2 separate regions of the Homo sapiens genome follow, and region 1 is linked to region 2. The links are chromatin loops, found by intact Hi-C in ENCODE. Cell type or tissue: dorsolateral prefrontal cortex. All regions are shown on one strand. Each heading gives the region's core, and the rest is flanking DNA. Links, peaks and the distances in the headings are about the cores only. Region 1 overlaps MYOSLID-AS1 (MYOSLID antisense RNA 1). Region 2 overlaps LOC105373851 (a long non-coding RNA gene).

Evidence for each region. Hi-C counts contacts between places; a loop is a spot of excess contacts. Peaks named below come from ENCODE experiments on the same cell type or tissue, not always from the same donor. Only the 100,000 strongest peaks of a DNase experiment are listed, where the experiment ranks them.
Region 1: a loop joins it to region 2, with 4 times the contacts of the local background. A loop is called at or near these places in 1 of 110 quality-filtered maps.

Annotation. Positions count from the first base shown.
Region 1 is chr2:207,228,838-207,231,754 of GRCh38, forward strand. The region is part of intron 3 of MYOSLID-AS1 (MYOSLID antisense RNA 1); the gene reads right to left. Among named protein-coding and RNA genes, the nearest start is that of MYOSLID, 9.5 kb to the right of the region's middle. In dorsolateral prefrontal cortex, for the core only: a CTCF peak has its summit at 1,525; no DNase peak of the experiment used is centred there.
Region 2 is chr2:207,351,627-207,354,543 of GRCh38, forward strand. It overlaps LOC105373851 (a long non-coding RNA gene), which reads left to right. Exons shown (of 4, transcript XR_923809.3): 4 at 212-2,917. Among named protein-coding and RNA genes, the nearest start is that of MIR1302-4, 84 kb to the left of the region's middle. In dorsolateral prefrontal cortex, for the core only: a CTCF peak has its summit at 1,495 (motif pointing left); a DNase peak (open chromatin) is centred at 1,535; H3K4me3 peaks cover 803 bases; H3K27ac peaks cover 939 bases.

The DNA of each region.
Region 1 (2,917 bases), core at 222-2,721, 120 kb before region 2:
AGAGAGGTGTTAAGAGGAAATCTGCTGGGGGACAGCAGGGGATGATTTTCCTCCTGGATAAAAGGAAAGAGCTCTACAAGGAACATGTTTTTTGCATCCTCTTTTCTGTTTGGCCCGCTGCCACATGAGGACACAGAGTTTAGAGTTGAAGCATCTTTTTCAAAATTATGAGAGAAATCACCTCTGAGATATTAAGGATAAAAATGTGAAAAGTCCCAGGAACTTGATGTCATTGAGCTGCTCCACCAACCCTGGAACTGCTGACTTCCAGACTTATTGTTAGATTTTTAAAAATTAATTTATATGATTAGTCTACCACCAGTTAGGATTCTGTTACTTGTAGCCCAAAGCACCTAACTGATAGAGTTACCTAAAAGCAGGCCCCGAGAAAGGGTGTGAAATGACTTCTTCTTCTCAGCGTTGGCCCTGCCTACCCCACTGCTACTCACCTGACTTACTTATCTCCTGCTCCTCTCCCCAGATGCTCCAGGAAAGGCCAACCTGGACGTCATCCTGCCTCATTTCCTGGCCCCTGCAATCACTACTCCTTCTACTGGAAAATTCCTCCCCAGTCTTCCCAAGGCTGCTTTCTTCTCTCCACTGACTTCATCTTGTCAGAGAGAAGTCCCCTGAGCACCCAACTTTGAGTGGCCACCCAGCAACTCTGTCTCAGTCACAATTTCCTTCATAGAAGTTATGACTCTATATAAATATCTTCATTGTTTGTTTAATGTCTCTGCACTTGACAGTTTGTTTGTCTTACCCAGAACATTACTTGGCTCGTAGCAAAATTCTAGACATTGGTGGGCACCAGAATCCCCTGCAGTGTTTTTTTTAGGAGTTTCAGGGGGTCCTTCTCCTCCTCTTTTTCCACCCGCTACTTCTTCTCTTCCTTCTCTCCTCCTCTTCCTTTCTCTTCTTTCTTTCCTCCTTCATCTGCTCCTCCTTCAAATCTGAGTGATGCCCTTTGTGCCTCCATTGATGGTGTAGAAGACCTATGTCCCATACTATTCTTTACAAATCGTTAGAATCACGGTTAAAGTCCAAAAGCTGAAATCTCAGTTTGATCATCTCCAGTAAGGCTTGATTTTTAGGTATCATTCTAAACGGGGATTCTGTGATGGAATGACAATGTGAGGCTGTTTCTAAGCTTCTTGTGTTCGTTTTACTGTATCGCTATGGTGGTTTTTAGTCTTTCAGACATTTTAATCTATGCTTAATTATGCTCATTCCCAGAGGTTCCTTAAAAGCAAATGGCACAATTTCTAAAAAATCAAATAAATAATACACATGAGGCCTGCTAGGACTTGATAGGAGCCCATCTGAGCAGTTGAAGGAATGGCGGCCATCAGAGGGCCTGAGAACAAGGGTTTAGAGAATCATCGCCTTCCCTTTCAGCATTCACAGCCACTCAAGACAAATCTCCGAAACCTGGGGAGATAGAGTCTTTGCCAACTCTGTGCCCTAGCCTCTCCTCTCAAATTGGAATTGAGTCTGCTAAAATGGATTGGTTTTTGTGATCACTTTACCAAGAAGGATAACTGTAATTCATCTTTCTTCCAAAGGGGGCAACATGGAGTCCATCCCGGAGCACTGGGGAAAGGGACCCAGAGGCTGTCCTGCCACTCTGCACTAACAACAAGGAACAGTGTAAGGTTGGGGCATTGATGTCCCTTTCTAGGGCACCTGGAGCTCTTTTGGCTTGCGAATGGACATCTGCTGATTTTGCCTGTCTGGGACCTGGTCACTCTCTGCCACACTTTGGATCTTCCCTTGTGGCGGGCAGTCAAAGGGACCATCAGTTAAGGTTCCACACTCTTATCTAGCCAAGAGGTTGGAATGAAGCCCAAGCTGGGTCAGTCAGATTCGCATAGGAATTTTAACCTTGAACAGGAAAAGGAAAGAAATTGAAGATGACGTGAAACACTGGTACTTCCCTAAAGAGACTATTACTTCCTGCTACTTAAATTCTCTAGTTCCAGTACTTTCTGATACTTGATTTTCAGCATTGGCTTTTGCTAAATGACTACTACATATCCTTCAATTAACTCCTCTTTTCCCTTGTGAGTTGACAGAGTAAAATCTGTAACTTACAACAAAATGACTAAATTATAGACTTCTTAAGCAATGCAGTCCAGAGTTTGACACCTGCTCCCACCACTGAGGCCTCAGAATATGTTTATGTTATATGTCCTTGACTAACTCAGGTATTAACAAAAATAATGCCCAAACAATTATCTCTCATCCCCACCCCCCAAAAAAATCTGGGTCACTTCTCCCTCTGATTTGCCATGTAATTCTCAAGTAGACAACACAAATAGCAGTTGCAGAGGCTAAGGGGAAAAAAGTGTTAAAAAAAAAAAAAACTTATCTGTCTTAAAAGTCATGAATGAAATAAAGGAAACTGTGTTCATAGCACCTGACTCACATGATTACTGTGGGTGAGCCATCAATATGTAGATAGAAAGAAAATAATTGGCATAAGCTCCTTGAAATTTCTGCCTACAGCCTCCCCAAGGAGGCCTTGGGGAGAATTCAGATAGCATTTGAACAGCCAGGGTTCAGTAATGAGAACTGACATTCTAGTGTGTAGTACAAAAGGCACTTCCCTCCCGGAACCACGAAAAGTACTTTAATCAGCCAAAACGTTGCTACTGTTAAAAAAAAAGAAAAAGAAAAAAAAGGAGGGGGAGGGGATAAAACAGCCCCCTCGTTTATTGTTTCTCCACCACTGCTATGCCCAACTCCTACTGAATGGACGAGCCCCTTTGGCATCATCTTATGCCTACCTCATTAATGCCACTTGCTCACTGCTATGCCAGAAAACCCAGCTGATTCACAGGAAACCCTGAGCTGAAGGTTGCCTGGGTTTTGAGTTGCTTATGCACACAATTCACACTCCATGTGTCAGAAGCCC
Region 2 (2,917 bases), core at 185-2,684:
ATACTAATCAACCTATAATTTCTGTAGTATGTTTGATGAGATCAAAAAACAATGGATATGCTTCATAAAACATCATATTCTAATGTAAGTATGATAGCAGTTTTATATATTTACTATAAATATATAACATTTTATTGTATATTTACATTTATTTTACTAATTTATTTGGCATTTGTTTGTTTGTCTTTGTTGTGGTTGTTTTTTCTTTAAGATGGAGTTTCACTTACATCCAGGCTGGAATGCAGTGGCGTGATCTTGGCTCACTGGAACCTCCACCTCCTGGGTTCAAGCAATTCTCGTGCTTCAGCCTCCCGAGTAGCTGGGATTATAGGTACGCTCTTTCATGCCCAGCTAATTTTTGTATTTGTAGTACAGATGGGGTTTTGCCATGTTGGCCAGGCTGGTCTTGAACTCCTGGCCTCAAGTGATCTGCCTGCCTCAGCCTCCCAAAGTGCTGGGATTACAGGTGTGAGCCACCATGCCCAACCTCATTTATTTATTCGTGTGTGTGTGTGTGTGTGTGTGTGTGTGTGTGTGTGTATAACTGCCTAATAGCTTATACCTTAAGAGAGCCTTAAATAGTATAAGAAAGAAAAGATAAACAAAGGGCAAGACTGTCACATCTGTGTGGCTACAAAAGGAAAATATTCCTTACACAGCATATTTCCTACATGATTGACAAAGCTAGCAATCTGCATTCAAAAGCATGTAGCCCATGTACCACAGGCTACATACAGGCTCTCAGGCTAATGATCAGAATAACAATTATGAGTAACTTTTCCCGAATGCTTACTAAGTGCCAGGCACTACACTAAGTGTTGTTTTGTTTTGTTTTGTTTTTGAGACAGAGTCTCACTGTGTCACCCAGGCTGGAGTGCAGTGGTGAGATCTTGGATCACTGCAACCTCCTCCCAGGTTCAAGCGATTCTCCTGCCTCAGCCACCCAAGTAGCTGGGATTACAGGCGTGTACCACCATGCCCAGCTACTTTTTGTGTTTTTAGTAGAGACCGGGTTTCACTATGTTGGCCAGGATGGTCTAAAACTCCTGACCTAAGGTGATCCACCTGCCTCAGCCTCCCAAAGTGCTGGGATGACAGGCATGAGCCACTGTGCCCGGCCTTACACTAAGTGTTTTGCATAATGTTATATGCCTTGTTTAATCCTCATTTTTCGAAGGAGGCTCCTGAGACTCACAGAAGTGAGCTGCACAGAGTCATGTGATTGATAAGTGGTTAAGCTGAGGTTCAAATACAGGCCACTGAATTTCAAACTAAAAACCCACAATCATTCCAGGCACCACCTTAAAGTTCTACTTATAAGGGGCCAGCGAGTGGCACACGGCCCAGGACGAAAAAGTGAGTGAGGATATTCAAACACAAGTCACATCACGACATGGCAAAAACAGAAAAACTTTGATGTTCTCCATCTGTTCTTCAGACAGAGAGCTCAAACATAAGAGAGTAGGGCTCAACTTTAAGACAGAAACTGCCCAGCACCATCTGCAGGTGGATTGCATTGTTTGGGGAGGCAGTCACATGACCCAGATCTGCTTCCTGCCTCTGCTTGCAGAAGTCTAACACTCTGAGGGCTAACACCAATCCTGCTTGCAGGATTCTAACACTCTGAGGCTCCGAGGTTGTTAAAGTCCCTGTCTCCCACACTACCAACCCCACTGTCAGCTTGACCATGAGTGAATGCCTTCACCAATGTATAGAAAGGACCTTGCTAATAGGAAAAAAGATGAGCCTGGAGCCTAAACAGGAAGGCTTTCTCTTCCACGGATTGGAAGCACCGCTAAAGAAGCTGGCTGACTTGTGAGGTTCGGGGATAACGAAGTATGAATGTACAGCTCCGGGTACTGTGCTTGGAGCATATGAAACATGCAACACATGACTAGTGTTGTTATACAGTTTTCATTCCCACAGTCTCTAACAAAATATAGTCATACGTCTTTTTTTAAAAAGACGTGTTGGATTCTAGTGCTGAGAAGAAGAGAAGCTACCACTAATATAGCATGAGAGAGTGGCAGACAGAGAGATCCCTGGGGACCCACATTTTTCAGGGAGAAACCCCAATTCTTTCTGCCCTTCAAGCAGTGGCACACAGCAGAAAGTGAAATCATTCATTGGACAGCTTGATTGGAAACTGTGATTTATATTACAGGGATCTTTTTGCCACAATAGCCTAATCTAAATCAGGCCATTATTTCATACAAGCCATTATTTCATAAAGTTTTACATTTTAACCTGTAACTCAGGTACCAAGTTTCCTCAAGCTACACATTCCCACTCATCAACAATATCATTGGTTTGACATTATACATACAAAAAGAGCAATTTTTTAAGAAAAACAGTTATAAGCTGATACATCATTTTCAACACACCCTATATATAAAGTTGCTGTGTTTCAGAGGTTATTTGGATTATTTTAATCTATTGAAAAAAAAAGCTAACACGACACTTTTGGACAGTTCAGCCTCCTTTTTCTTTGCTTTGATGGTGTTCTTTTCTCCTTTTCTCCCTCTAGTTTTTATCTCTGTTCAAAAGCAAGATTTTAAATCCTGTAAGTAGAAATTGGAACAACTTCTGGGCTTTGCACAGCACCTAGCTAGTTCTTCAGGATATTCTTTGTTCTATTTTTTAACATACATTTTTAAAGGTAATAATAAACTAAACTTTGACCTTTAAAATCTTCAAATAAATCAATCAGCAGAGAAATAACTAGGTAAAGAGCAGAATGGAAAACAATCAAACAAGGCTGGAAAGTCATAGAAAATTCCTAAAATTGTGTGTTTGTATGTGTGTGTGTGTGTGTGTGCATGTTGTTGTTCTTATTGTTCATTTGTATATGTGTGATTTGAGCAACATTTGAGAAAAAAAAAATAAGAAAATGAGGAAACTGGTAGTTGCTTTTGAA